Linked DNA regions of Homo sapiens: region 2 is linked to region 1. The links are chromatin loops, found by intact Hi-C in ENCODE. Cell type or tissue: CD4-positive, alpha-beta T cell. All regions are shown on one strand. Each heading gives the region's core, and the rest is flanking DNA. Links, peaks and the distances in the headings are about the cores only. Region 1 has its middle 29 kb from the start of SYNM. Region 2 has its middle 47 kb from the start of IGF1R.

The links. Peaks named below come from ENCODE experiments on the same cell type or tissue, not always from the same donor. Only the 100,000 strongest peaks of a DNase experiment are listed, where the experiment ranks them.
Region 2: it touches region 1 in a loop (2.7-fold over the local background); 1 of 110 quality-filtered maps calls a loop at or near these places.

What each region holds. Positions count from the first base shown.
Region 1 is chr15:99,067,723-99,083,681 of GRCh38, reverse strand. No RefSeq gene overlaps it. Among named protein-coding and RNA genes, the nearest start is that of SYNM, 29 kb to the left of the region's middle. RefSeq lists an enhancer at 10,420-10,609. In CD4-positive, alpha-beta T cell, for the core only: CTCF peaks have their summits at 6,588 and 6,789 (motif pointing right); a DNase peak (open chromatin) is centred at 6,801; H3K4me3 peaks cover 502 bases.
Region 2 is chr15:98,593,480-98,609,438 of GRCh38, reverse strand. No RefSeq gene overlaps it. Among named protein-coding and RNA genes, the nearest start is that of IGF1R, 47 kb to the left of the region's middle. RefSeq lists enhancers at 3,899-4,399, 8,675-8,824, 8,447-8,947, 8,948-9,448. In CD4-positive, alpha-beta T cell, for the core only: no CTCF peak of the experiment used is centred there; a DNase peak (open chromatin) is centred at 8,868; H3K4me3 peaks cover 933 bases; H3K27ac peaks cover 272 bases.

The DNA of each region.
Region 1 (15,959 bases), core at 3,038-11,037:
AAGAAATGTCTGTTCAACCTGGTGCGATGGCTCATGCCTGTAATCCCAGCACTTTGGGAGGCCAAGGCAGGAGGATCACTTGAGGCCAGGAGTTCAAGACCAGCCTGGCCAACATGGTGAAACCCCATCTCTACTAAAAATACAAAAATTAGCCAGACATGGCGGCACATGCCTGTAATCCCAGCTATTCAGGAAGCTGAGGCAGGAGAATCACTTGAACCCAGAAGGCAAAGGTTTCAGTGAGTCAAAGTCATGCCACTGCATTCCAACCTGGTTGCCAGAGTGAGACTCTGTTTTTTTTTTAAAAAAAAAAAAAAGAGAAAGAAATGTCTATTCAAATCCTTAGCTCATTTTTAAATTGTATTATTTGTTTCTTTTTGTTGAGTTGTAAGAGTTATATCTGACTACAAGTCCCTTATCACATATATGATTTGCAAATAGTTTCTATCATTCTATGGGCTGTCTTCCATTTTCTTGATGGCATCCTTTGAAGTACAAAAGTTTTTAATTTTGAAGAAGTCAAATTTATCTATTTCTTCTTTGGTTACTTGTACTTTTGGTATCATGTCTAAAGAATCATTGCCTAATCCAAAATCATAAAGATTTGCACCTATGTTTCCTTCTAAGTTTGATAGTTTTAGCTTTAGTGTATGATCCACCATTTTAAGTTAATTTTGGGGTATGGTGTGAGGTAGGGATCCAATTTCACACCTTGCACGTGGATCTTCAGTTGTTCAGCACTATTTATTGGAAAGAATATTCCTTCCCACCATTAAATTGCCTCAGCATGCTTGTCAAAAATCAATTGACCATTAGTACAAGGGTTTATTTCTGGATTTTCAATTCTATTTCATTGATCTATATGGCTATCCTTATCCCAATACCACAAAGCCTTGATTGCTGTAGCTCTGTAGTAAGTTTTGAAATCAAGGAAGTTTGAGTCTTCTAACTTCATTCTTTTTTTTCAAGATTGTTCTGACTATTCTGGGTCCCTTGAATCAGAAAATTTTATATGAATTTTAGGATCAGCTTTCAACTTCTGCAAAACAAGCAGCTGGGATTTTGCTTGGAATTGAATTGGATCTGTTGATCAATTTGGAGAGTATTGCCATCTTAAAAATATTAAGTGTTCCAATCCATGAACATGGATGTCTTTTCATTTCTTTAAATCTTCTTTCAACAATGTGTTGTACTTTTCAGTTTACAAATCTTGCACATCTTTTGTTAAATTTACTCCTGTGTTACTCCGTATGATGCTACTATAAATGGAATTATTTCTTTAATTTCATTTTCAGATTCCTCATTGCTCATATATAGAAATACAATGGATTTTTGTATATTGATCTTGTATTCTGCAACCTTGCTAAACTCATTTATTCTAATAAGTTTCTTTGGTATGTATCCCTTTGAATTTTCTATATACAAGATCATCTCATCTGCAAATAGAGATAGTCTTCTTCCTTTCAAGTCTGGATGCCTTTTAGTTTACTTTCTTTCCAAATTGCCCTGGCTAGAGCCTTTGGGACAATGATGAATAGAAATAATGAAAATGGACATCTTTGCCTTGTTCTTGATCTTAGGAGAATCTTAGATCTTTTGCCTTTTCACCATTAGGTCTTTCTTTATTAAGAATGATGTTAGTTGTGGGGTTTTCATAGATGCCTTTCATCAGGTTAAGGGAGTTCCTTTCTATTCCTAGTTTGTTGAGTGTTTTTATTATGAAAGGGCGGTGGATTTTGTCAAATGCTTTTTCTGCATATATTGAGATGGTCATGTTGTTTTTTCTCTTTTATTCCAATAATATGGTATATTGCATTGATTGATTTTCTTATGCTGAGCCAAATAATGGTGCCTTTCAATAAACAGTTCTTAATCTTAATATAGGTCAATTTATTAATGCTTTACTTACTTTTTTTTCTTTTTTGAGATGGAGTCTTGCTCTGTCAACCAGGCTGGAGTGCAGTGCTGTGATCTCAGCTCACTGCAACCTCCACCTCCTGGGTTCACACTATTCTCCTGCCTCAGCCTCCTGAGTAGCTGGGATTACAGTTGCCCACCACCATGCCTGGCTAATTTTTGTATTTCTAGTAGAGACAGAGTTTCACCAAGTTGGCCAGGCTGGTCTTGAACTCTTGAACTCAAGTGATCCATCCACCTCAGCCTCCCAAAGTGCTGGGATTACAGGCATAAGCCACCATGCCCAGCCAATATTTTACTTTCTTTTGTTTTTTTGTATCCTGTGAAAGAAATCTTTGTCTATCCCAAGGTCATGAAGGCATTCTCCTATATTGTCTTTTATATGTTTTCTTGTTTTACCTTTTATATTTTGATTTATAATCCATCTGGAACTGATTTTAGTGTAAAATGTTTATAGAGATTAACATAAACATTGATTTCTAATTGACCCAGCACTGTTTATTGAAAAGATCATACCTTCCCATTGCTCCGACTTGTCACTTTTGTCATAAATTGAGCATGTGTGTGTACCTCTAGACTATTCTGTTCTATTCGTCATTTGTCTAATCTTGCTCCAAATACCACATTGTCTTAATTATTGAGCTTCATAAGAAGTCTCAATATCCTCTAGTATAAGTCCTCTTATTTTCCTTCAAGATTGGCTTGGTTATTTTTGGCTCTTTGTCTTTCTATATAAATTTTACAAGCAACTTGTGAATTTACACACACACATACAATCTCCTAGAATTTTTATTGGAATTGTATTGATTCTATAGATCAATTTTGGGGGAGAAATTACATTTTTACAATATCGAGGGTCCATGTGAGTTAACCAGCAAAGAGCTTTTTCAAGCTTTATATTTTCTATGATTTTACTCAATGAGAATAAGTAAAGCTAATAATCAAAATAACAACAATAATTTTAATACCTAACATTTGTAATAGTTACTACACACTGGATTTTTGGGTTAAGTGCTGTATAGCCATTATATTATTTACTTAGAAAAATTAACTGTTAAAATTTACCAAAAATTATGAGACCTCCATGAAGAAAGCTATACATTTTGTTACAGGGTGTAAAAACAATATTTCAACTAATTGTGAGACACAGGATGTCCTTGAATGGGAAGAATTAATCATCATAAATGTCAGTGATTTCCAAATAAATATGTACCTTAAATTAATTCCAATCAGAATATCAATGGTGTTTTCCTGGGGCTATACAAAAAGTACTTAGCATTTATATTGGAGAAATTCTAAATGTTTTAGAACTGACAACAAAAATATTTAATTGTGAAAAGACAGTGGGTGGGATTCCCTTACCAGCTATTAAAACTTTCTAGAAAACTAATATAATAATTTTAAAACTGTATGACTTTAGCTTATAAATAAGTGTACAGATCAGAAGACCAGAAAGTCAAAAAAAATCTGAGTATATATTCAAATTTAATACATGATAAAGATGGCATTTTAGTTCAGTGGGAGAGAAGATGATTTATTTAATTAATACTGCTAACATAATTGGTTATTGATCTGGAAAATAACACCTCCAGCCATGAATAAAATCATTATGAATGAATTAACCCTAAATGAAAAATAAAAAAATGGAATAAATTTAGGAGAAAATGTGTATAATTTCAAGATTGGAGCATGGCATGGGTGGGGGGTATTGCTTATGCATAACAGGAAATCTAGAATCCAGAAGAGAAAAGACAAGCTTGACTATAAAAAGTTAAAACATGGCCAGGTGCAGTGACTCATGACTGTAATCCCAACACTTTGCCAGGCCAAGGTGGGAGGATCACTTGAGGACGCCAAGAGAAGCCAGGGCAACCTAGGGAGACCCTGTCTTTACAAAAAAAATTTATAAATTAGCCAGGCATGGAGGCAGAAGTGGGAGAATTGTCTGAGCCCAGGAGTTCGTGATTGGGCCACTGCACTCCAGCCTGGGCAACAGAGCAAGACCTTGTCTCAAATAAATAAATAAATAAAAAGTAATAAAAGTTAAAACACAAGAACAGATTGGGGAAAATATCTGCAACATTCTTGATTTCTGAGTTAATATCTGTAATATATAAGGAGCTCTTGGAACTGATAAGGAAAAAAACTTACCCAATAGAAATATGCAGAAAGGACGTGACTGGGCAATACATAGGAAGGGAAATGAAAATGGTCAATAAATGAAAGATCCCCAGACTCACTAGACAGGGAAATGCAATGTATTTTATAAGGTAACATGATAGCATTTCTCACAAATCATATTGGCAAGAATTAAAAAGCTTGATAGCATTCAGTGCTTATGAAGGTGTAGATGGAACAGTTCATACAGTGTTAGTGGGAGAGTGAATTGCTGTCCTTTGGATGAAGAACGCTGGCCAGAAGCTTTGGTTAAATGTCAAACATATACACCATCTAACCAAAGAAATCCACTGGTGGATGTTATACCTCAAAGGACACATATTTACGGATGCTTTTTCATTTTTCACAGCTATTGAAAATCAGGCCTTATTTCTGGGCTCTCTGCTCTGTTCCACTGGTCTAAATGTCTGTTTTTGTACCAGTACCATGCTGTTTTGATTACTGTAGCCCTGTAGTAAAATGTGAAGTCGAGTAAGGTAATGCCTCCAGCTTTGTTCTTTTTGGTTAGGATTGCCTTAGCTATTTGCGCTCTTTTTTGGTTCCATATGAATTTTTAAATAGTTTTTTCTAGATCTCTGAAGAATGTCCTTGGTAGTTTGATAGGAATAGCATTGAATAAGGCCACATACCTACAACCATCTGATCTCTGGCAAAGCTGACAAAAACAAGCAATGGGGAAAGAGCTCCCTGTTTGATAAGTGGTGCTGGGATAACTGTCTAGTCATATGCAGAAGATTGAAATTAGACCCCTTCCTTACACCATATGCAAAAATCAACTCAAGATGAATTCAAGGCTTAAATGTAAAACCCAAAACTATAAAAGCCTTGGAAGACAACCTAAGCAACACCATTCTGGATATAGGGACTGGCAAAGATTTCATGGTGAAGACACCAAAAGCAATTTCCACAAAAGCAAAAATTGACAAATGGGATCTAATAAAATGTGGGAGCTTCTGCACAGCAAAAGAAACTATCAACAAAGTAAACAGACAACCTACAGAATGGCAGAAAATATTTGCAAGGTCTAATATTCAGCATCTATAAGGAGAAAACAACCTAATTAAAGAGTGGGCAAAGAACATGAATAGACACTTTTCAAAAGAAGACATATGTGGCCAACAAGCGTAAGAAAAAAAGCTCAAGATCACTGATCATTTGAGAAATGCAAATAAAAACTGCAGTGAGATACCATCTCACACCAGTCAGAATGGCTACTATTAAAAAGTGAAAAAATAACAGATGCTGGTGAGGTTGTGGAGAAAAGGGAATGCTTATACACTGTTGATGGGAGTGTAAATTGGTTCAACCATTGTGAAAAGCAGAGTGGCGATTCCCAAAAGAGCTAAAAACAGAACCACCATTCGACCCAGCAATCCCATTACTGGGTATATACCCAAAGGAATATAAATCATTCTATTATAAAGATACATGCACATTATGTTCACTGAAGCACTATTCACAATAGCAAAAACATGGAATCAACCTAAATGCCCATCAATAGTAGACTTTATAAAGAAGATATGGTACATATACACCATGAAATACCATACAGCCATAAAAAAGAACAAGATCATGCCATTTGCAGAAACATGGATGGAGCTGGAGGCCATTATCCTTAGCAAACTAACACAGGAATAGAAAACCAAATACTGCATGTTCTCACTTATAAGTGGGAGTCCAACGATGAGAAGACATGGACACAAAAAAGAGAACAGACACTGAGGACCACCTAAGGGTGGAGGGAGGAAGGAGGAAGAAGATCAGAAAAAAATAACTATTGGGAACTACGCTTCATACTGGGGTGACAAAATAGTCTGTACGTCAAACCTCCATAACATGAGTTTACCTATATAACAAACCTGCGCATATACCCCTGAACCTAAAATAAAAGTTTTTTAAAAAGAAAATGAGTTAGATCTAGCGTATTGACTATATGAGATATCCATAACATATTAAGTTGAAAAAGCAATGTTAAAGTACTACTGTAAGCCAGGCATGGTGGCTCATGCCTGTAATCCCAATACTTTGGGAGGCTGAGGTAGGTGGATCACTTGAGGTCAGGAGTTCAAGACAGCCTGGCCAACATGGCAAAACCCCATCTGTACTAAAAATACAAAAATTAGCCGAGCGTGGTGGCACACGCCTGTAGTCCCAGTTACTCGGGAGGCTGAGGCACAAGAATCGCTTGGACCCAGGAAGCAGAGGTTGCAGTGAGCCGAGATCTCACCACTGCACTCCAGCCTGGGGGACAGAGTGAGACCCTGTCTAAACAAAATCAATAAAATCCAAGTATGAAGAAGAAGGAAAAAAGCAACCTCTATATATGCTTTATACAGGAAATGTTTTTTATGATACATGTGATTTATAATCACTGCATAAAGTGTTTCTACCTTTTAATCCATTGTTTTGGTTGCAAAGGTCACCAGTTCTCAAGCTTGGCTGCCCTTTGGAATCACCTGGGGATTTTTAAAAACGCTGATGTCTGGGCCCTACATCCAGAGATTCTGATTTAATTGTGATGGGGTACGGCCTGGACATCAGATTTTTAAAGGCTCCTCAGGTGATTTTCATGTGAAGCAAACCCTGAGGACCAGTGGCATAGATAACTGAGGTCTGAAGCCCAATTTTGGAATAGTTTGACATATGACCTGTGAAGCTATTTTTGCAATTGTCCTGTTAACCACTAGATGGCGTGTTATCCACACTACAGCATTTCGACAACCAGGGTTTTGCCGAACTCTTGGGGAGGTGAAGGACGGAGGCAAGCAGGAAGCAACCAAGGATCGAACGGAACAGACCTGGGACCAGGAATTGTGCCAGATTCGGGCCTCATCCTGCATCACGTAGTGAGCATACAGCTTTTTTTTAAGTTCTGGGGGAAAAAATTATCATCATTAAGCCTGACTTTCCTTCAAGTCAGAGAGGAGCTGCTCCTTAGTCTCTTCCTGTTTCAGTGTCTTTTCTTGGATGTGAGTTACAGAAAGTCATTCTTTGTGGAAAGGCCACACCCTCTGTTGTTTGGCTGCAAGGGTGAAATGGAAGGATGCTCTTTGGAAATCTCTTAATTAAAAGTAAATAATTGACTGTGTAGTAAACAGCCAGAGGGGCAATATTTAAACCCTATTTATAGATTCAGATTAGTGGTGGGAGTAAATAGGACAGTCAGGAGAAAACTTAAATTAAGAAGATTCCCGTCACCCTCACACACAAGAGTGTGATTTTTTTTTCTGAAAACAAATACCTCTGGGCTTCATTTTTCTCCCTTTGATCTCAAAATAAACACCAACCTCCACACTTCTTGGTCATGCACTGCTGGTTCATTAAAGAGCCATATGCTGATTTCCTGTGAGTGTTTAACACGTCATGATTAAGGGCAAAGTCAAGAAACAATTTAAGGACAATTTTTCAATAAAATTAGCTCCAAAACTAAGTGTAATTACTGTCAGTGTTTCTATTATTTGGACTTTTTCCCATCAGAATGTATAAATAGTGTTTTTAATGAATATACAAATTATATGTTTCTGAGAACCAAGAACTCTGACTCCATGAGGAGACAGATAGTGTCTGTATCCCAGGGCAGGTAATTAATGTGAAGGATTCGAGATTTCCTTTGTAGCTATTCATCTATAAAGCAGCCTGTGAGCCATGAGGCCCTGCGGACCATCCCATCAAAAATCTCAGCCAAAATTTGTATCAGTTAGGGTTCTCCGAGAACCAGAAGCAACAGGATATATCATATATGATGAAGAAGCAACTCACATGATAATGGAGGCTGAGAAGTCCCCAGATCTGCTGTTGGCAAGCTGGACACACAAGAAAGCTGATGGTATTGTTCCAGTCTTGAGGCCAAAGACCTGAGACCAGGAGAGGCAATAATGTAAGTTCCAGTTCAAGTCCAATTCCAAAGGCAAAGGACTGATGACCCAGCTCAAAGACCAGAGAGTGAAGCTGATGACCCAGCTCAAAGACCAGAGAGTGAAGCTGATGACCCAGCTCAAAGACCAGAGAGTGAAGCTGATGACCCAGCTCAAAGACCAGAGAGTGAAGCTGATGACCCAGCTCAAAGACCAGAGAGTGAAGCTGATGACCCAGCTCAAAGACCAGAGAGTGAATTTTTGCTTACTCAGCCCTTTTTTTTCTCTATTAAGGCCTTCAGTGGATTGGATGGAAATCCAATAACTTTGTCAAAGTATGTTCCACAGAATTCAAGTTCCTTGGGATGTTAATAAAGGCAATTTGGTAGAAAAGGGCTCCAATGCCAAATAAGTGTGGAAAATCCTAGGTAAAATAAACAGATATCTTTTCTGCAGACATTCTCAGAGCCTTTAATATGTCAATGTGCTTTGCAGTTATCCAAGAAGAGGTTGTATTTTGCAAAGCTTTTCAAACTTATTTAACAAAATATCTTGTTTGGCATTTAGCACCTCTCTAAATCCTGGGAAATACTGCTTTATAAAGTACTTCAAAGCAGAGATTGTGCTTTATCTGATTGTTGTACCCCAGCCTCTAGGTCAGTGCCTGCCAAACAGAGAAATTCAGTAAGCATTTGAGGGGTCTGTAAAGTGAAATAATGAATGATGAATGAAATAGCAGTAGAGATATGGCCAAGCCGTAAACGTAAATTCTACACCAGACTAGCCTGAGTCTATGTAAGGACTTCCCAGAGCACTCCCAGAGAGCCAAAAAATGCAAAATGGATGTTGAGAAGCTTAGAGTAGAACCTCGGCTCTCACCAGTATAGGAGATGCCACAGTGAGAATGGTGTAAATGGACTCTTCCTTAGTGAAGCACATGCCAACTGTGCCCTGCCCATACCCATTGCTCTGCAACTGCCAGCACCTGCATTTCCATCTGAGGTTTTCTCTTGCTGCAGAAGCCATCTCCGTTGTCCACTTGGCAGCCCCCTGAGAGCAACCCTGGATCAATGATCAACTGGAGTCGGTGTATAAATACCCCAGCTCCCTCACTGCTTAGATGGGATAACTCTAGGCATGTGTTTTACACTACACCCAGAATGCGTGTGCTGGGTAGGATGTGCTCCAGTGGCCACGTTGATAACGAGAATGGCTGGCTTCCTCCCCATTCCTGCCTCCTTCCCTAGTCCCCTGCCTGTGGGCCTTGAGATCACCTCTCATATAAACTGCTTGCCTCCTGATCCTTGACTCAGGATCAGGGGTTCTGGGGGGCCTCTGATAAAATATTGCTTATCGTTCCTATGAACTCTCTCCTGTCTTGACTCTACCTCAGCTACAGGACCTCTGAACCCCTGGAAATTTCCCCTAAATTATTTCTTGAAGTCCTAGAAGGGGAACCTCCCATGTTCCCACAGTCCTGTTTATCAGCTGCAGTCCCCCACTGCATGGCCTGTCTTCACTGGCATTCATTGGCACTAAGGAGAGACTTGGTGATGTGCCTCATACTGTGCCAGGTGCTGGGGGTGCAAGGTGAGTGAGACAGTCTTGGAGCCTGCCTTCATGAAGCTTCCAGGCTTTTTGGGAAAATAAGCACAATCCCATTATCATGCAGATCCACATGCAAGGATAATCTTTAATAAGTGCAGGCAATTAAAACCAAAGGGTGCTATGCAGTATAGCAGGGCATCTAATCCAGTGGAAGCTATAAGAGAGACTTCCCAGAGGAACTGAACTTATTGATGAGATATGAAGGATGAAGGAACTAAGTAGGTGAGGAGGTGGGGTGGGGAAGAGACCCAGGCAGAGGAAACAGCATATGCAAAGCAATGGGTACAGAAATGTGCCCCTTTGCATGCCAATAGTCCTGATAAGTGGGCATCCTGAGTTTTCTGAAGCCACCAGTGCTGTCTAAGGAGCTGCAGCAGAGGTAGGGAGGAAAGCCATCTTCCTAACTCTGTGCAAACTTTGTCCTCTGGGCCCCCAAACAGCTCTACTTATTTCCTGAGGCTCACAAATGCGCATCTTGCAAGTCAGCTTCATCTCCTCTTCTGCAAACTGCTCATCAGCCCTTCTCTCTGCAGGAGGGTTGCACTGTCCCAGCCTCTTGCAGTTGGGCTTGGCCATGTGACTTGCTTTGGCCAGTGAAACTGGAGCAGAAGTGATGAGCTCCACTTTCTAGGGGAAAAGCCTTTAAGAGCTGATACATAGGGGCTATGCTCTCTTTCCTCTTTGCCATGGCAACTGGCAGTGTTCCAGATGGGTTAGCTCTGTCTGTCCAGGACCACGATGACACATCAGCTGACCCTCAGTAATTATGTGGCATAAGCAAGAAATAAGCTTTTGTTGTTTTAAGCCACTGAGATTTGAGGGTTACTTCTGTATGTAGCATGGTCTAGTAGCCCATCCTGACTGATGAACCTGTGAAAACTGGTCCAGGAAAGCCCCACACAGACAGGATAGCATAGCAGGTAACTGCCCCATCTCTGGGGCCCCATGGCTTGTGATACTTGCATTTGAATTCTGGCTCTGCCACTTCCTCCCTGAGAGACGCTGGGAAAATTACTCAAGTTTTTTATGCCTCTGTCTCGTCACCTATTAAATGGCAGTAATGTACAGTTTGGGCAACAAAGCAAGACCCCATCACAACAAAAAAACAAAACAAGATAAATTAGCTGGTCATGGTGACACGTGCCTATAGTTTCAGCTAATCATGAGACCGAGTCGGGAGGATCGTTTGAGCCAGGTCAAGGCTACAGTGAGCCATGATCGCACTGCTGTACGTCCAGCCTGGGTGACAGAGCAAGACCCTGTCTCAAAAAAAATTAAAAAAAAATAAATTAGCAATAATTGTATTTACTGCATATCCTTGTGAGAATTACCTAAATTAATTCATGTAGGCTGGGCACCGTGGCTCACACCTGTAATCCCAGCACTTTGGGAGGCCGAGACGGGCAGATCACCTGAGGTCAGGAGTTCGAGAATAGCCTGACCAACATGGTAAAACCCCGTCTCTACTAAAAATACAAAAATTAGCCTGGCATGGTGGCTCATGCCTGTAATCCCAGCCACTTGTGAGGCTGAGGCAGGAGAATCGCTTGAACCCGGGAGGTGGAGGTTGCAGTGAGCCAAGATCGCGCCATTGCACTCAAGCCAGGGCGACAAGAACGAAACTCCATCTCAAAAAAAAAAAAAAAAAAATTCATGTAAAGAGCTTGGAAAATTGTCAGGCACAGAGCAAGTGTTCAATAAATGTTAGCTTTATTATTAATATTTCCTCAAAAACAAACAACAGTTGGATGCTGCAGGTTGTCTAGGTCCGTTTTTAGGAAAAATATTATCCAGAAGAAACCTCACTGACTTCTGACTTCAAGAGAGAAAATCTCCTATATCAGGGGATGCAAACCCAAATGCCTCTGAGGAGTCACAGAGACACCTTACCATATTATTTTGATCTATGTTTGATAGAGACCCAGGTACAAAGAAACACAGGCTCTTCTATAATGAAAACAATGGTGCAAATGAAGTGATAAGTGTTCAGCTTCCATGTGGGGTGGGGGAGCTACAAGCAATATCGGTGCTATGGAGGAGGGGTGCACTGGAGCCGACAAACCCTGTCCAGAGGGGAGTTGGGACCATCTGCAAATGTAGGTGGAGCAATGCTAGATTTTCAGATTTTGTTGCTTTAAGAAAAAAGTAAGGCCGGGCGCGGTGGCTTATGCCTGTAATCCCATCACTTTGGGAAGCTGAGGTGGGTGGATCACTTGAGGTCAGGAGTTTGAGACCAGCCTGGCCAACAGGGTGAAACCCTCTCTCTACTAAAAATACAAAAATCAGTCAGGTGTGGTGGCGCGCGCCTGTAATCCCAGCTACTCTGGAGGCTGAGGCACAGGAATCACTTGAACCCGGGAGGCGGAGGTTTCAGTGAGCTGAGATTGTGCCACTGCACTCCAGCCTGGGTGACAGAGCGAGACTCCATCTCAAAGTAAAACAAACAAACATAAAAAAGAAGTAAGGAGATTCTCATTTTTAACTGTGAACTTGTTTATTTTTAAAACATTGTTTAGGCCAAACAGATCACATCAGAAGGGTGGATGCAGTCGGTAGTTTGCATCCCTGTTCAAGAACCCGCACATGCATGGGGCAGATGGCATCCCTACGTGTGTGCTTGTCTGGGTGGCTTTTCCAGAACCTAGGGAAACACCTTCCCAAAGACGCTTGCAGGCCTCCATCTCCTGCAAACATAAAAGCCCCCCCCACCCAGGGTTGAAATGACAACGTTTTCAGGACCCAGTGACCTCTCCAAGTTTCCCAGCTCTGGTTCCTCTCTTGGACCGAGCTCAAAGCGATGTGAGTGGTCTCTTCTCAGCAGTCTTTGGGAGACATAAGCTTGTCCCATCCTCCTGGCCTCAAAATAGGAGGTGAATGGACTGGGGAAAGTGCAAGGCACCCCGCCTCCTCACCTGCTCCACACCCCTCAGGGCCATATGTCAAAGACATACAGGTCTTCTAGATAACTTTGAGCGAGGGGCCCGAAGCTGCAGCCCTGGAGCAATGTGCCTGTTTCTCTATTTGGAATCCATCTGACCCTGTCCTCCTAGCAACAGTCAGTCAACAGCAGGTGTGCAGTCCCCACACTGGTCCTCCCAGATGCCTCCTGTCTCTGCAGGATTCCTCCCAGCCTCCCCTTTCCCCCCCTCACACAATGGGGAGAGGTCTGAAGGCCAGAGACTTCAGGACATATATTCCCCCTCACTTTTGTCTGTTAGGCTTGGCCTGGGGGAAGCTATGAATTTATACCAGCCAGGGTAGGGCAGCGGATCCTTCCAAATCATCACCAATGACTTTTTTTTTTTTTTTTTTTTTTGAGACAGAGTCTTGCTCTTGTGTCCCAGGCTAGAGTGCAATGACACAATCTTGGCTCACTGCAACCTCTGCCTCCCAGGTTCAAGCTATTCTCCTGCCTCAGCCTCCCGAGTAACTGGGAATACAGGTGCCAATCACCATGCCCGGTGGTATTTTTTAGTATTTTTAGTAGAGACGGGGTTTCGCCATGTTGGCCAGGCTGGTCTCCAACTCCTGACCTCAAGTGATCCATCCACCTTGGCCTCGCAAAGTGCTGGGATTACAGGCATGAGCCACCACGCCCAGCCCATCACCGTGACTTCTAAGTTGACACCAAGCAGATTACTTACATTTTTTTGATGATTCAGTCTCTTATCTGTAACGTAGGTGTAATAATAGCATATTCAGAGTCATGTGCCACCTAATTCATTAGCATTTCCTAATCCCAGTGAGCTTCTTGGGGGGAGAGCAGCACTACACTATAGGATCACACAGCTCAATTCACTGGTAGCAGCCAAATGGGGAAAATGATATTGAGGAATGTGATTTCAAATACTTCACAGTGATGTATTAATTATTTCACTCGACTGTCAGAGTTTCTCACTGCAATTTATCTTCCATGTGGGTTTCTGCAAATAGAGCTGGCAGACTTTTTCTCCCCAGTCTGACCCCAATTCCAATCCCAGTTCCAATTGTTGTTGAATTTCTTGCATGTGGTCTAATCCTGTAGCCACACATGAACATGGGAACAAACTGGTTTTTAATAACGTGGAAGAGGCAGGAGAAAGAGAACCTTCCCCAAGTAATGAGATGTGGACAGCCTAACGTTCTGGAAGAAGAAAAAACCTTTCTAGAGACTTTTTTTCCCCCAGAATTATCCTCATTAATATCAGGAGACATTTGCTGCCACTTTAAAAGAAGAAGCTTTGTAACATGCCTGTAACTAGCACAGAGCAAATTAATTTATTTCAGGTGAATTCATAGCAGCAACGGGCAAAGCTCTTGCTCACACCTTTCCCCTCCAGCAGGTACACGGGGACTGATGCATCCTTCTGTGGGAACTTTGGACATGGCAGGTCCTTAGAAAGGGCTCGTTACCAAGGCGAGAGTAGCAAACTGTTCTTTCTCTTGCAGACACCCACCGCAGTGAAAGACACAGGCTTTAAGCACAAGAGGAGGATCTGGGTATGTCTCTAATCTTTTGTTACTCTCCAGATATTCTTGGCCCTGCACTTACAAGGGTAGGTGTATTAGAAGGGATGGGTATGGAGGTTAGGAGTGGGGTCCATCCACACGTGCTTCCAGCCCTGGAGACCAGCAGCATGGATGGGCCTCAGCCTAGCTGGGGTCGAGAGGCCAGCCACCTTTGGGAAACCTACTCATTATTATTATTATTTTTATTTTTTTGAGATGGAGTCTTGCTCTGCTCTGTTGCCCAGGCTGGAGTGCAGGGGTGTGATCTCAGCTCACTGCAACCTCCACCTCCTGGGTTCAAGCTGTCCTCCTGCCTCAGCCTCCCGAGTAGCTGGGATTACAAGTGTGCGCCAACATGCCCGGCTAATTTTTGTATTTTTAGTAGAGATGAGGTTTCACCATGTTGACCAGGCTGGTCTCGAACTCCTGATCTCAAGTGATCTGCCTGTCTCAGCCTCCCAAAGTGCTGGGATTACAGGCATGAGCCACCATGCCTAGCCGGAAACCTATTCATAAGACCAAACAGCACCCACTAACCAGAGCCGTCTAGGGATCTATCTGTGAAAACACAGCAACACCAAGGCCCATATTCAGCTCTGACCTTCTCAGTGATTGCTGCCTATGCCTTCTGGGTTGTTCAGTACTTGGAATGCTACCCCTGCCCATGGGCATGGAAGGAGGTAGCAGCTCCCACTCATCTATGTGCATGAGCTGACTTAATCTTCACAACAGTCTTGCTGTACAGAGGCTATCACTCTGCCTATTTTTAAAATTGAAATAAACTTCCTAGAACATGAAATTAACCACTTTAAAGTGTATAATTCAGTAGCTCATTATTCCCATTTCACATGTGAGGAAACAGAGACTCCAATGAAGGTGTCTGAGATCATCTAGTCAGTCACCCAGGAAGGCAGGAGTCTCCCCTACAGGGCAAGGGGCCAGGCCTGGCTCACTCATTTTTGTATTTTCAGAGCTGGTGCAGAGTCAGTGCTCAGTAAATACTGAATGAATAAATGCTAGCGTAAATGGCAGATGAATGTCTATGCGCCCACACTATTGCATTTCACGACGATCCCTCTTTGGGGATAAGGGTCCTTCTGATTTCTTGGATTTTGCCTCCTCCTCTAGCTCCTGATAAGTGATGCCTCGGCTCAGAGCAAAGCAGGCTAGAAGGGGAGCCAGGCTCACATGTGGCTAGCACCTTGTTAAGACAGACATGCCCACTTCCCTGCCATGGCCTCTAGCCAAGCTCTATCTACCCCTGAGGCTGTAGCACCGTCCAGCGGCCCTGCCAGGGGTGGATGTGCCATCAGCTCTGTCCTCACTAGCTGTGTAAATTTGGCCAAGTCGCTTAGCTTCTCTGGGTCCCAGTTCCTCACTTATAAAATGGGACAAATAATAAGGCTCTCATGCAGATAAGATGGGACCAAGTTTCTGCAGAGTTTAGCATGGTGCAACTTAGAATTCTGTTCTTAGTGCAACTGCGGAAAACATCTTTCACGATGTCTACATGGAGGTGCACTGTACTCGTCTCTCTATGTCTCAGTATTTGGAATTTTTTTTTTTTTTTTCAGATGGAGTCTCGCTCTGTCGCCCAGGAGTGCAGTGGCGCGATCTCGGCTCACCGCAAGCTCCGCCTTCTGGGTTCACGCCATTCTCCTGCCTCAGCCTCCTGAGTAGCCGGGATTACAGGCGCCCACCACCACGCTCGGCTAATTTTTTGTATTTTTAGTAGAGATGGGGTTTCACCGTGTTAGCCAGGATGGTCTCAATCTCCTGACCTCATGATCCGCCTGCCTCGGCCTCCCAAAGTGCTGAGATTACAGGTGTGAGCCACCGCGCCTGGCCAGTATTTGGAAATTTTTATAATATTTTTTAAAATAAAGGGACTCTGGCTGGGCATGGTGACTCATG
Region 2 (15,959 bases), core at 5,115-13,114, 480 kb after region 1:
TGTGAACGCTGGGGCTCAGGAGGTCGTGGTTCTATGCCTGGACTGCACAGTGTTGGTGGGAGGTGCACATCCTGCCTAGAGCCCAGGCCTTTTCAGCCTTGGCCCAGGTCATGGGTACAGGCCAATGGATGGAACAGAGGCAGCCCAAGCCCGAGGAAGTGTTCCACCGTCATGGCCTCATCATCTGGGGGTGAGGCTGAGTGGGCTGGGCTTGTCCAGGGAGCACAGCCTCTTGGGTTTCACAGGTAGGAATCCAAGCTGGCACAGAAATGTGCCTGAACATCCACAGAATAATTCTGGAAAAACAGGCAGGAGACTGAGAGGGCAACCTGTTTCCCTCTAGAAAGGTGACACAGGTGGAGAGGGCTCAAGTGCCTGGATTGCCCAGATTTAAAATTTTTATTATCAAAGCCAGGCGCGGTGGCTCACACCTGCAATCCCAGCACTTTGGGAAGCTGAGGTGGGTGGATTATTTGAGGTCAGGAGTTCAAGACAAGCCTGGCCAACATGGGGAAAACCTGTCTCTACTACAAATACAAAAATTAGCTGGGCGTGGTGGCAGGTGCCTGGAGTCCCAGTTACTCAGGAGGCTGAGGCAGGATAATCGCTTGAACCCGGGAGGTGGAGGTTGCAGTGAGCTGAGATCACGCCATCGCACTCCAGCCTGGGCAACAGAGTAGGACTCTGTCTCAAAAAACAACAGCAACAAATTTCTTATCAAAAATTTCAAATATACAGAGAAGTAGCGAGAATGGACTACATTATTTATTATTTAAAAATGATTAAGATCTCAGAATGAAGAGATAAATAAAAGAAGCAATGGATGGGCATTTCTAAACCATTAGGAATTGAAATTAAGAGGATGTTTTGCGTTTTTCCTCAATTTTTATTTTTTTGCATCTAGAGTTCACTAGGACCTAAGCTTAGCGAGGGCAGGGATTTCTGTCTCTTTAGCTCACTACTCTTTCTCTAGTGTCTAGGACAGCTCTTAACACACAGAGGATAAAAAATCTGAGGATAAATGAGTAAATGTATGAATTGAGCATGCATTGCTTTTGTATTTGGGAGGAATCCATTCTAAACAGATACATATATAGATAGATAGATATAGATGTAGATATATATCAATCAAGAAGTATTCTCTTCTTATATAAATAAACCCAGGAAAATCATCAGACATCTCAGCCATTGAACCTACTAATTTATAAACGATGTGTGTGTGAAAATGATGTGCAGTTTATTCATGAGGGAAAATATAGAATCAGGTGCCAAGTGGCAGGTCTGGGGTCCTATGCTTTTGTGTATTCTCCAAATAGGGAAGAAGACAGGAGTGGAGGGTCTCCTTAGTGTCCTGGGGCCTTGACCACACAACCACCCCTGTTTCCTCACCCATCTATCACCCAAGACAATGACAGAAGGGGGCCTTGCTATCTCTTTACAGCAGGGCAGAAAATGCCAGCCAAGGAAGGTAAATGAGAGACTTCAGGACTTGGCCCCAGACAGTTGACTTGGACTACATTTGTCCTGAAGGGACAGGCTGGATCCATTGAAAATTAACCCGGCTGGGTGTGGTGGCATGCGCCTGAAATCCCAGAAGTTTGGGAGGCAGAAGCAGGTGGATTGCTTGAGCCCAGGAGTTTGAGACCAGCCTGGGCAACATGGAGAAACCCCGACTCTACAAAAAATACAAAAATTAGTGGGGTGTGGTGGGGATGCCTGTGGTCCCAGCTACTCAGGAGGCTGAGGTGGGAGGATCACTTGAGCCCAGGAGGCCAAGGCTGCAGTGAACCAAAATTGCACCACTGCACCTCAGCCTGGGCAGCATAGTGAGACCTTGCCAAAAAAAAAAAAAAAAAAAAGCCAGGCATGGTGGCTCATGCCTGTAATCCCAGCACTTTGTGAGGCCAAGGCAGGCAGATCACTTGAGGTCAGGAGTTCGAGACCAGCCTGGCCAACATGATGAAATCCCATCTCTACTAAAAATACAAAAATCAGCTGGGCATGGTGGCACATGCTTGTAATTTTAGCTACTTGGGAGGCTGAGGCAGGAGGATTGCTTGAACCTGGGAGCCGGAGGCTGCAGTGAGCTGAGATTGCACCACTGCACTCCAGCCTGGGTGACAGAATGAGACTTCATCTCAATAAAATAAAATAAAATAAAATAAAATAAAATAACCTTGAGCATCCTCAGGTGTCCCATCTTTAGAATCTCTCAGCATTTATAAAATTCACTGCCACACTGCAATTATGTCTTCTCCCTTCTTAAATAGGCTTGGGTTTATGGAAAATAACAACAAATGAAACCATAGCTAACATGTAGAAGGCATTTACAGATTTCCAAGAGCCTTCAGACCAAATGTTTCACGAAAGTCCTGTGATGAAAACCATATAGTTACAATGATTCTTGTCCATTTTCTAGATGAGGAGACTGAGGCTGAAAATTTACTGGATTTGCCCAAATGACAGAGGGGCTAGGACCTGAGCCAAGGTCCCCCACTTCTAGAGCCAATCATCTGTATGTTACTTCCTGCAGTTGTAGGAGTTGTTCCTACCCAACGCCCTCCCTGTCTGTTCCCATGTATAACAGGATCTCACAGCAAGTTCTGGGCACTTGGGGGACAGGTTAAATTGGGGTTAGCACTGGAAAGTCCTGTTTTCTCATCCATAAAAGTAGGAGTTTAGATCAGGTGACCTTTGGGCATCCCTAAATCCTGAGACGTTTTTATTTTCTGCTCCATTTCAAAGGTCAAGAGATCAGGTCCCTGGCCAGGTAGACTCCACTGAGGGCAAAGCAAGAAGAAAAGATGTCCGTGGTGACCTTTTCCATCTGCATTTACCATCAGATACCAAAGAGACCGTTGGTTTTTTACTCAGCAAACATTTATTGGGGTTACCGTGTGCCGGTATCACTCTAGAAGCTACAGACCCACAGACAATGCCTGGGTCAGCCTCCTCCTTCTGTCCAAGAGAGAGACTGGTGATTCAGAACCAGCTCAGGGAGGTCAGGCGGGAGGATGGGTGAGATTCCATGGTTCCAGAGAGAACTGCTGCCATCTTGGCGGCCGTGGAGAGGGTGCCAAGGAAGGTTCTAGAAGAGCAGAGGCTAAAGCATGGCCTTGCAGAGAGGGTTGGGGTTACCTGGTAGACTGAGAGGCCCATGCATCTTAGGAGTGAAGAGCAGGCATCTTCCATGCAATTTGCCCCTGTGTTTTCATCTCCCAACCCCTCTTCAACTTTCTCATTTAGCTTTCTCTCACTGGTGATGAGAAAATCCTTAGTCCACTACTCTGTGAAAAGCTGTAGAAAGTTCCCTGAAGTACAAGAGGATGAAATGATTTCCTTCCAGGAATAAATGAATGAGGAGGAAGGAATCTCCTCCTGAGACCATTGGAACCTCAGTGTTGTTTCCTGCCCCAACTAGCTCACCTAGCAGTCAAGGTAAATACCAGAAACTACCCATCTGCCACGTGGGAGGGGCCCTAGGAAACAGATAGGAGAAACAGAAGCTGTTCAATTACTTTTTTTTTTTTTTAGATGGAGTCTCGCTCTGTCACCCAGGCTGCAGTGCAGTGTCACCATCTTGGCTCACTGCAACTTCCCTTCCCAGCTTCAAGCAATTCACCTGCCTCAGTCTCCCGAATAGCTGGGACTACAGGCACACATCACCATGCCTGGCTAATTTTTATATTTTTAGTAGAGACGGGGTTTCACTATGTTGGCCAGGCTGGTCTCGAACTCCTAACCTTCTGATCCGCCCACCTCGGCCTCCCGAAATGCTGGGATTACAGGCATGAACCACTGCTCCCGGCCACTGTTCAATAACTTTCTTTTCCCCACTAACTCTCATCCTTCCTGGGATTGTTAGAAAATGGAATTCCCGCTGCCTGCAGCCTCTAAGCCTCTGCTGCTGGGTTCATGCTGAGTTTTTAACTGCCATTTCTGTGTTCTCAGGTCCTTCCCAAACTTCCAAACAAATACTGTTTGGAAGTTTCTGCTTCTGTTTTGGACTATGATGAAATATTTCCATAAATTATTAGTCCGTTGAGACCCAACATAAAAACAGCAAGCGTACGTGCAACACTTCGGACTTTGCTACTGTTGCTGGTCGTCCTGGCCCGCGGCAGAACCAACCATCACTGGAGAAGTCAATCAGCTGACACAGGAGCTCCTTCCCTAACACAGGGCCTTTTGCATCTACCCTGCTAAGCGCGCATGTGCAGAGGAGAGTCCCTTGGAATCAGCAGCCAATGTCCTCATTTCCTTGGGTGGCATTTTGCCAAATCCGTATTCCACAGGTGCTCCTGGCTCCCTCTCCTTCACTTTTTCCCAGCAGAGCTGCTCATCCAGTGGCACTGAAAATGGGTTTTGAGGCCGGGTGCGGTGGCTCACGCCTGTAACCCCAGCACTTTGGGAGGCCGAGGCAGGCGGATCATGAGGTCGGGAGATCCAGACTATCCTGGCCAACATGGTGAAATCCCGTCTCTACTAAAACTACAAAAATTAGCTGGGTGTGGTGGCGCGTGCCTGTAATCCCAGCTACTCGGCAGGCTGACCCAGGAGGCAGAGGTTGCAGTGAGCTGAGATCCCGCCACTGCACTCCAGCCTGGTGACAGAGCGAGACTCTGTCAAAAAAAAAAAGAAAAAAAAGAAAAAAAAAAAAGAAGAAGAAAACAAAAGAAAAGAAAATGGGCTTTGTTGCTTCCCTGAGTCATCTCCACCTTCCCCCAAACTCTTCTCCCAGGTTGGTCCTTTTCTTCTCAGGATCCAGGTTTTATTCATGATGTTCCTCTTGTCTGGAAAGACCCCCTCCTGCTCCCTGCACTCCTCCCTCCTTCTGCTGCCTTCTCTCCTTCTCCCAGGTCTATATCAAACCCAGGCTCCCCAAGAAGCTCACCCACTCTGATGGCAGGCCCTGCTCTGTGATGCTCCTGGTTGGCTGATCTTCTCATCTCCACGTGGATGGAAGGTGCCACAAGGATGGGAGCCACCTTCCTCACCTTTGTTCCCTGGGAAGCACTTGTCACATGCCCTGTGTGTCCCAGATGCTTCGTGGGTGAGCACGTATTGAATTGGAATCTCCAGAAGGAGCAGGAGAATACATGGCCTAACACTCAGAGAAATTGTGTGAAAATCATTCCATATTTTCTTCGTGTATCCAGTGGAAATACTGTAAACAGCAGGACCACTATCCTGTAGGCAGATGTCATTTACTTTGTGCATAGACTTTCTTAACACTTATGAGGCACTACCTGCACGCAAGGGCTTGGGGGGTGGGAAATACCACCAAAAAAGCCCCCACTTGAGATATTTAGCTAGTGCCTGAGAAAATAAAATAATTGTTAGGGTGTGTTTATTTGAAAGTTTTGAAAAAAATACTTAGGTGGTGTTTCTAATTCTCAAAAGAATTACTTTTTTTTTAAGTGCTTAGCATTCTTCAGTAGGAAGGACCTTGAAAAGTACATCCGTTGTTGTTCTATGAAGTAAATGAATTCTGTTCTTTGCATGATGACATTTTCTAGTACTTATATTGAGAAAAGTGGAAAGTTTAACTCCTAACCATTGTCATTTCTTTCCAATTTAATGTCAAAACATTTTTTTTAACCATTAGGGATAGAAATAGTCTAACAGGTGTGCTATGGTGTGTTATGAACAAAATGATAAATTAAGGTGTTTAGCACAGAGTTACAGAGATGTTAACTATGTACTAATTTTATATTTCAAATATATTTACTGAGATATAATTCACATACCATAAAATTCACCCATTTAAAGTGTTAAATTCAGTGGTGTTCTATATTCATAGAGTTATGCAATCATCCGCCATGATCTAATTTTAAAGCATAGATTTTTCTTTTCTTTCTTTCTTTTTTTTTTAGAGACAAGGTCTTGCTCTGTCACCCAGGCTGGAGTGCAGTGGCTTGATCCTAGCTCACGACGGCTTTGAACTCCTGGGCTCAAGCGGTCCTCCAGCCTCAGCCTCCAGAGCAGCTAGGACTACAGGTACGTGCTACCATGGCCAGCTCATTTTTATGGTTTTTTTTTTTTCTTTTTTTTGTAGAGATAGGATCTCACTATGTTGCCAAAGCTTGTTTGGAACTCCTGGCCTCAAGCGATCCACCCGCCTCAGCCTCCCAAACTGCTGGGATTATAGGTGTGAACCACTGCACCCAGCCTAAGTTTAGAACATTTTCATCACCCCAAAAATAAACCCCAAACCTTTTAGCAGTCATTCCCTACCGTCTTCACCACCCCTAGTCTTAGAGAAACATTAATCTACTTTCTATCTTTATAGATGTGCCTATTCTAGACATTTTATATAAACAGAATCATATAATATGTGCTATTTTATTCACGGTTTTTTTCACTTAGGATACTGTTCTCCAGATTTATCCACACTGTAGTATATATCAGCACTTCATTCCTTTTTATGGCTGAATAATATTACATTACATGGATATACCACATTTTATCTATTCATAGTTGATAAACACTTTAGTTGTTTCCACTTTTTTACTATTATAAATAACGCTGCTACGAACATTTATGTATAAGCTTTTGTGGATGTAGATTTCATTTCTCTCTCTTTTTTTTTTTTTTTTTTGAGATGGAGTCTCACTCTGTTGCTCAGTCTGGAGTGCAATGCCACCATCTTGGCTCACTGCAACCTCCACCTCCTGGGTTCAAACAATTCTTCTGCCTCAGTCTCCCAAGTAGCTGGGATTACAGGCATGTGCCACCACACCCAGCTGATTTTTGTATTTTTAGTAGAGACAGGGTCTCACCATGTTGGCCAGCCTGGTCTCAAACTCCTGACCTCAGGTGATCTGCCCACCTTGGCTTCCCAAAGTGCTGGGATTATAGGCGTGAGCCACCACGCCTGGCCAGATTTCATTTCTCTTAGGTAAACACCTAGGAGTGGAACTGCCAGGTCATATGGCTACTCTGTGTCTAACATTTTGAGAAACTGTGACACTGTTTTCCACAGTGGCTGGACTATTTTACATTTCCGCCGGCAGCATATGAGGGTTCCAATTTCTCCACATTCTTACTACTACTTGCTTTCATCTGTCATTTTTATTATTGCCATCTTAGAAGATGTGAAGTGGCATCTCACTGTGGTTTTGACTTGCACTTCCCTGATGGCTAATGATGTGGAGCAGTGGTCCCCAACCTTTTTGCCACCAGGGACCAGTTTCATGGAAGACAGTTTTTCCACAGATGTGGTGTGGAGGGAGCAGCATGGCTTCGGGATGAAATTGTTCCATCTCAGATCATCAGGCATTAGATTCTCATAAAGAGTGTGCAACCTAGATCCCTCGCATGTCAGTTCACAAAAGGGTTCATGCTCTTATGAGAATCTCACGCTGCAGCTGATCTGACAGGAGGCAGAGCTCAGGCAGTAATGCTCACTGGCCCGACTCTCACCTCCTGCCGTGCAGCTGGGTTCCTAACAGGCCACATGGACTGGTACCAGTCCACTGCCCAGGCTTGGGGACTCCTGATGCAAAGCATCTTTTCTTGTGCTTATTGGTCATTGTATACCTTCTTTGGGGAAATATCTAATCAAATCTTTTGCTTATTTTACAATTGGGTTATTTGTCTTTTTTTTTTGTTATTGAGCTATATGAATTCCTGCTGGGTGTAGTGGCTTACATCTGTAATCCCAGCACTTTGAGAGGCCAAGGCAGGGGGATCTCTTGAGCCCAGGATTTTGAGACCAGACTGGGCAACATGGTGAAACCTTGTCTCTACAAACAATATAAAAATTAGGCAGGCTTGGTGGCACATGCCTGTAGTCCCAGTTACTTGAGAGGCTGAAGTTGGAGAATCGCTTGAGCCCAGGAGGTCCAGGCTGCAGTGAGCCGTGACTGTGCCACTGCACTCCAGCCTGGGAGACAGAGAGAGACTCTGCCTTGGTGGGGCCGGGAAACAGAAAGAAAGAATTCTTTATGTATTCTGGATGTTAGTCCCTTATCAAACATAGGATCTGGCTGGGCGTGGTAGCTCACGCCTGTAATCCCAGTACTTTGGGAGGCCAAGGTGGGTGGATCACTTGAGGTCAGGAGTTCGAGACCAGCCTAGCCAACATGGTGAAAGCCCGTATCTAGTAAAAATACAAAAAAATTAGCCAGGCATGGTGGTGCACACCTGTGGTCCCAGCTACTTGGGAGGCTGAGGCAGGAGAATTGCTTGAATCCGGGAGGTGGAGGTTGCAGTGAGCTGAGATTGCACCACTGCACTCCAGCCTGGGGGACAGAGAGAAACTCCATCTCAAAAAAAAAAAAAAAAAAAAAGGTCCTTCAAATATTTTTTCCCATTGTTTTCCAATTTGGCTTTTTAACTTTCTTCCTTTTTTTTGGCCTTACTTTCTTAACAATAAGGTGTTTTGAAAGGAAAAAGTGAAACCAACGATTCAACTTATCTAGACTTTTCTGTAATTTTGTATGGCTAACTCACTATTTTAGAATGATTTGTGTCTCTTGGCTTTCAGTGTTCTACTGTGAAAAGTTATGAAGGTTCAAGTTTTTGTAAGGAAACAAAAATGTCTATAAGAAGACTGATTGGTGTGCTCTCCCTGCGTGTTTACTAAGGCTTTCCTTGGCCACTTTGTTATTTCCCATATTTAAAACATGGCCAAGTTCCTGTGAATGATTGTTTTCAAGGAAATATCTTTGTAATTGAAAACGAACTAAATAATATATTATATGTTTGCTATGAACACAGTGTGGCAGCTTTGAATTCATAGGATTTCAGGCTATCAGTGTAAATCAGGAAACGGCTTCCAGGAAGAGAAAGTGAGAGTGAAAGCAACCGACAGAGAGCAGGCAGGGCCAGGAGAGAGGGCTGCAGGCTCCCTCGCAGGGGAACCCCAAAGAGCACATTCTTTGGGGAGTGACCACCCTCCGGAGCGAGGAGCCTTGGGGATGGGATCCTTGCCAGTGCAGTGTGTGTATGTGTGCGTCAGTGCAGTGTGTGTAAGTGTGCGTGTGTGTGTGTGTGTGTATGTGTGTGTGTACATGCGCATGAGCTGAGAGAGAGAGGAGGAGGAGCAGGAGGTGGCGGAGGCAGGGCAGAAGGTATCTTTTCCCATTGAGACTTTTTTTTGGTCTTTTAAAACCTCTTCCGCGAGCTCAGTCTTTGTAAACATACCTGTATGCCCAATTCTCTCCAGCTCAAGAAATACAGGGGCCTGATTTTTCTCAGAATTGTATTTACCATTTTTTTTTAAGAAGGCCTCAGCTCTGCCCTGGTGCTTAAAGCTCTCTCCTGCACATGTGTATGCGTTACATCCACCCTAGGTCATCAGCTACTCGCAAAAGGTCCTGATCCCACTGCAAATTAAATTCCATTCCAGTTTTTTGAACCTCACATATTTAGTTCATGACATAGGGGCCCTGGAAATGTTATATCTAAAACTTGGTGTGGATTGTTAACTAAAAACTTGGGACTTGGTCTGAAGCCCCCATTCATCCTGAGCAGCAAGAGGAACACGTGGTGGCAAAGCCTGCGGGCTGTCTATTCTCACTATAAATAGGAATGGTCTGTTTTGCAGCTCTCCAGCTTTTAGGCACATAATATTTGCCATATGTATGCTATCGCATCCCTGCTATCTGCATTCACACAAACCATGGATCCCATGCTCTTGTCTTGCTTTCCCGTTGCAACTGCAATTGTTTGTTGATAAATATCTTTTATCTCAATGATGTGGACATAATATCCACACTCTTCTCCCGACGTGTATGAAAGACGGAAGAAGGGAGAAGGAGAAAACAGACACGGAGGACCTACTAGGAGCCATGAGCTTTGCCCAGTGCTTTCTTTACTCTAGCAAGGACATTAAACGCACTTAGTGATCATTAGTTCCATGCCTACCAGGAGCCAGAGAATTTCCGCACATCATCTCTTGGAGACAGGTATTTTTTCAGCCTTCAATGATGTTAAGTAATTTGCTGGAAGTCACATCTTCTGAGCTTGGATTTGAGTTCAGTAGGTTCTGATTTGGAGCTTTGCTAACTTTGAATTTCAAATTTAAAATGTAAGATTTTGCAGAAGTAGATGGCTTGTCTTTATCACCTAAAAATAAAGCATTCTTTCCCAGGAATGGGTTTGCAGAACTGCATCTACAGCAATTCAGGCTGGGGCGTGCAGCCAGATGACCTGGGTTTGAATCCTGGCTCTACCCCTTGCTGGCTCTGTGACCTTGGGCAACAATTTAACCTCACTGTCCTTATCTGTAAAATGGGCATAGTGATGATGGTAATTCTACCTACTTAGAAAGGTGTTGTGGCTGGGCGCAATGGTTCACGCCTGTAATCCCAGCACTTTGGGAGGCTGAGGTGGGTGGACTACTTGGTCGGGAGCTCCAGACCATCCTGGCCAACATGGTGAAACCCTGTCTCTACTGAAAATACAAACATTAGCCGGGTATGGTGGTAGGCACCTGTAATCCCAGCTACTCAGGAGACTGAGGCAGTATAATCACTTGAACCTGGAAGGTGGAGGTTGCAGTGAGCCGAGATTGCTCCACTGCACTCCAGGCTGGGCGATACAGCAAGACTCAGTCTCCAAAAAAAAAAAAAAAAAAAAAAAAAAAAAGTGTTGTTAAGATCTGGTAAGATGACCTGTGATGTGTGATAAGCCGTCAATATTAGCCAGTATGACTAAGACTTGCATATACAACCAGAGCTGGAACACCAAGCTACAGGATTGCTTTCGCAGGTGTTGAATTAAATAGATCAATTTGAAAGCAATAAGCCTCTTTCCTTCCTTCCCTCCCTTCCTTCCTTCCTCTCTCTCTCTCTTTCAATGCAAGAGTGGGCTTTCCTAGCAGTCAAATATAACTTAGTTAATTCAACAAATGCTTGTAGAACCGTACTGTAGTGCCAAGTGCTGTGCTGAGTGCGAGCTAGAGATTTGGTAGTGAAAACACAGATTGCACATTCCCATTCTGCAGACTGTGGAGCTCACAGTCTAGTGGGAAAGACACCAATGATACAATCAGACCTACCAGAGGGGAATGCTTTCTCATAAAGTCAACTCTCATGTAAAGTTTTTTAAAAAATCTTCTAAAATTTACCCTGAAATGTATTTTTTTCTTTTGCTTAACAAATTATTGCTTTACGGAATTATATGTTGTGTATTTTCATAAATCTCTTCATCCAACATATGCTATATATGTACATGAAAAGTCTGTATATATACATTTCTACACAAACCTTGTTGACAAACTCTGCTTAATGTTGGTTCCAATTACAAATGGTAAAATTCAATGTTTTTCACACATCAGATATTTAAGTAGTTTTAAAAAGGAAATATCTTAAAATGCCAACTGGAATATTTTCGGAGCAAAGTGTCATCTTAATGAGGATTCATGATGTAGCAGTGGATGGAAGATGTTCTGGTCTTTTAAAATGTATGTTTGGTGTTTCACGAGGCTATTAGAGAGTCCAGGGAACCCTCACTTTTCCTTTTGGATGCCATAAGATTCCTAGAAGGCATCCTGGGGCTTTTCTTTGTTCTTGATGTTCTGATCCTAAATGACTCGGGGCTGTGAACTCCTGGTAAACCAGTGAGTCATAGATCCTGCTCCAAGACACTCTTTGGGAGTGGGGAGTGCTAAGAAAGCAAAACTGATCAAACCGGGTGTGGCTGAGGGGCCCTTCCACAAAGCAAGTAGCTTTGGACACAGGCTGTTGCTTCTAGAAAGGAGGAGTTGCATGTGCAAAGGATACGTGATGGTTTGGTGAGGTGGTACATGTGGGACAGGAACCAGTTGGGTGTCAACAATGACGCAGGTGCCAAGCTGCATGTTCCCCTCCCATGTCTGGCTCAGGAGCCTTCCAACTCACACAACACACAACAGCAAAAACAAAGAACAAAACGAACCAATAATTTGTTTTGGAGATATAACTTCTGGAGAGAGAAGACTCCTTCCCACCCAGGTCTGGACATTTTAAAGACCTGGAGAAGTTTTCAGAGTGGGAGTAGTGTGCAGCGCCATTCTTTCCTGGGGTCCCTCTGGGGCATATTCGCAGGGGACTTCAATGTTGCTCTTGGTAAGTGAAAAAGCCCAAGCATCATGGCCAAGATGTGGAAACCACGTGATCCAGTTCCAGATACAATGCAACATAATGAAAGGAAATATTGTATCATCCTGATTACCTTTAAATAGCTCCCTCTTCATCACTCCCTCTTAAATACACACACACATGCGCACATCTCTTTGGAAGTGGCAGAAGCCAAATGCTTGGAGTTTCCTGGCATTTGAGCTTTGTCTCAGCAGCTCTCAAATGTATACACTGCTCTTCACATCCACTTTGAAGTTAAACGGCACAGCTCCTTTTTTACACACATACGGTCATGACAATAAACATCTCACCATCCTCGTGACTCCCTGTCTACCCTAGCCTTATGTAATTCTCTGGCACACTCACTTTCTCTATGTGTCTTTTAGTGCCTGTTTGCATCATGTAGATTTTAGGTCCATCTGGTAATGACGGTATCTTTCTGTACACAATGTATTCAGTTACCTTTAAACAATAAAAGTTATTTGATATCAGCAATGTGTGTCCCTGGGGGACAGGACGACTGGAGGGCAGCAGGAGCTAGAAGCAGGAGGGTTGCAACACTTTTCAGAAAAAAGCTTTCCGTTTCTCCCAGGCACCAGGGTGGAGCACGTCTATTCCCCCTCCACTGGCACTGATCATGGTGCTCCACAAGAAACCAAAATGGCTTCAGGATCCCTTTGCAAAGTAGAGGTTTGTCCTTGAAGTGCCAGAACAGAGGGAGTTGCTTCAGTCCTGGGTACTAGTGAGCAGCTGCCCAGGCTGATGTTAAAGCCACCGAAGATGGAAGGGGCTAGAGAGGGTGTCTAGAGGTGACTCTCCTTTCACTCCTACCCATATCAAGTTGGCATTGCTGTGGCTCAGAGTATGAAAGATTAATCTTTCCTTTACTTCCCCTCCCTGTGAAGCAAGGGAGACCACCTGCTTGTGGAAAATTGGTTGATGGTGAGTTTTCAAGGGTCCCTTGCAGTGATGCCACCAAGGGGTGGTTTGCAGATGAGGCAGGGGGTTACCACCCCCAGAACTTTTTTCAAAATGACCCCCCAACCCCTAAAGAGGAAGAATTTCTTAGTTGCTCCTCAGACGGTAGCCATGGATCCACACGAGCTTCTCCTAAGAGTTTATTAGAACCGTAGAATCACAGAATTTGCAGCACTTCCTGACCAGAGTCAGCATTTTAACAAGATTCCCCAGGAATTCATGTGCACGTTGGAATCAAAGTGCTCCTCTAAGCCAATGGTCTCCTTTCTCGTGGCACAGTGGAGCATCTGGGAATTATTATTATTGTCATTATTATTATTTTAAGATGGGGTCTTACTCTGTCAGCCAGGCTGGAGTGCAGTGGTGCAATCATGGCTCACTGCAGCCTCGACTCCCTGGACTGAAGTGACCCTCCCACCTCAGCCTCCCGAGCAGCTGGGACTACAGTCGTGCACCACCTCACCCAGCTAATTTTTTGTATTTTTTTTTTTTTGTAGAGATGGGGTTTCTCCATGCTGCCCAGGCTGGACTGGAACTCCTGGGTTCAAATGAGCTACCTGCCTCGGCCTCCCAAAGTGTTGGGATTACAGGTGTGAGCCGCCGCACTCAGCCATATCTGAGAAACTTTCGAAAGGACCCAGGTCCCTGGCCCTCCTCTAGCGACCCCATGTGATTTAAGAACTATTGACATATATGAGTCTGAGCTTTGGAGCCAGACTGACTAGGTCTGTGTCTTCCTTAGTCTCTTAGTAGATGTATCCATTTGGCACAGCTCTATGGTTGCTTCTTGGTCTACAGAATCAGAGAAATAATAGTCGTTATCTCGTAAGATCATTGTGAAGTTTAAAAGAGATGGTATGTATAAACTCTGAAGTATAGTAAGCCCTCAATAAACAATACCTATTATTATCCAAACAGGATTTGCAACAAGTCCCCCACAGCCCTCTTCTCACTCAGTCCCAAGTCCCTTCAGTATTGACACTATGGAGCAAGTTTTTGGTGATCCATTATACTTGGCAATTTACTTGAGTATTGGCCACTATTTCTTCTTCTTTTTTTTTTTTTTTTTTTTTTTCAAGACAGAGTCTCGCTCTGTCGCCCAGACTGGAGTGCAGTGGCACGATCTTGGCTCACTGCAACCTCTGCCTTCAGGGTTCAAGCGATTCTCTCGCCTTGGCCTCCCAAGTAGCTGGGATTACAGGTGCCCACCACCCCGCCCTGCTAACTTTTGTACTTTTAGTAGAGAACGGGGTTTCACCATGTTGGCCAGGCTGGTCTTGAACTCCTGACCTCAGGTGATCTGCCTGCCTCAGCCTCCCAAAGTGCTGTGATTACAGGTGTGAGCCACCACGCCCAGCCCACTCTTTCTAAATTGGCAGTCTCTTTGGTCTTCTTCAGTAAGTTTAATGGGTTCTCATTGCCTGATGATCAATACTGGAGGAATCATCCCTTACTTAAACAACAACAAAACCAAAACTAACCAATCAAACCAACAAACAAAACATTGAAAGCAGGAACCAAATTGTATAGCAAATGATGGGAAAAACAGTATAACTGGAGCTTAATACCAAAAACATAAACTAAAATTTAACGAAAATTATCTAGGCCATAACGAAAACCATGTACCAATTTAAGTAAGAACAAAGGGTGACTCAGCTATTGTCTTTGGTAGTAGGGTTTTGCCAAAACAGTTCCAGTGATAAAATAATGCGATTTTTTTCATCAGGGCTGACCTTTGTAGCTTTTTTTTTTTTTTTACAATTCATACTCTCATTTTATGGCCAATTTGGTTTTTCTTTGCCTTGTATTGTTAGATATTTATAGTGTCATTATCAGAAAGAGGCTGACCTAAAATAATATTTATGTGAGACCAGATTTAATGGCTCATGCCTATAATCCCAGCACTTCAGGAGCCCACGGTGGGAGGGTCACTTGAAGCCAGGAGTTTGAGACCAACCTGAGCAATAAAATTGAGACCCTGTCTCTACAAACAAACAAACAAGCAAACAAAAAATTTAGCCAGGCACAGTGGCGTGTGCCTATAATCCCAGCTAATTGGGCAGCTGAGGCAGGAGGATCACCTGAGCCCATGAGTTTGAGGCTGCAGTGATCTATGATTGCACCATTGTACTCTAGCCTGGGTGACAGTGTGAGACCCTGTCTCAAAAAACAAATGATAACAAAGAAACAATAGTGATGTGATAGGTGTGGGTGGGTGTTACTCTTACACCTGGAAGCCTAGTTAATTGAGAATAAATATTAAAAGTGATCAGTTTGGACTGGACGTGGTGGCTCACGCCTGTAATCCCAGCACTTTGGGAGGCCAAGGCAGGCGAATCAGTTGAGTTAGGAGTTCAAGACTAGCCTGGCCAACATGGTGAAACCCTGTCTCTACTTAAAATACAAAAACTAGCCGGGCATGATGGTACACGCCTGTAATCCTAGCTACTTGGGAGGCAGAGGGCAGAAGGATAGCTTGAACCCAGGAGGTGAAGGTTGCAGTGATCCAAGATTGCGCCACTGCACTCCAGCCTGGATGACAGAGTGAGACTTCGTCTCCAATAAGAAAAAAAAAAAAAAGTGATCAGTTTCTCAGTCAATATTCCATGTTGTGGTCACTCTGACCTCTCTATGTGACCTCGTGACCGTTAGTTCTTGGATATAAATACTGATAGAAGGACCTTTAATATTTAAATCTAATTTGAATTTTTAAAAAATATACAAATTTGCTAATTCCTTTTTTTTTTTTTTTTTGAGACAGAGTCTGGCTCTGTTGCCCGGGCTGGAGTGCAGTGGCGCCATCTTAACTCACTGCAACCTCCACCTCCTGGGTTCGCGCAATTCTTCTGCCTCAGCCTCCCCAATAACTGGAATTACAGGCATGTGCCAGGGAATTACGGGCATGCACCACCA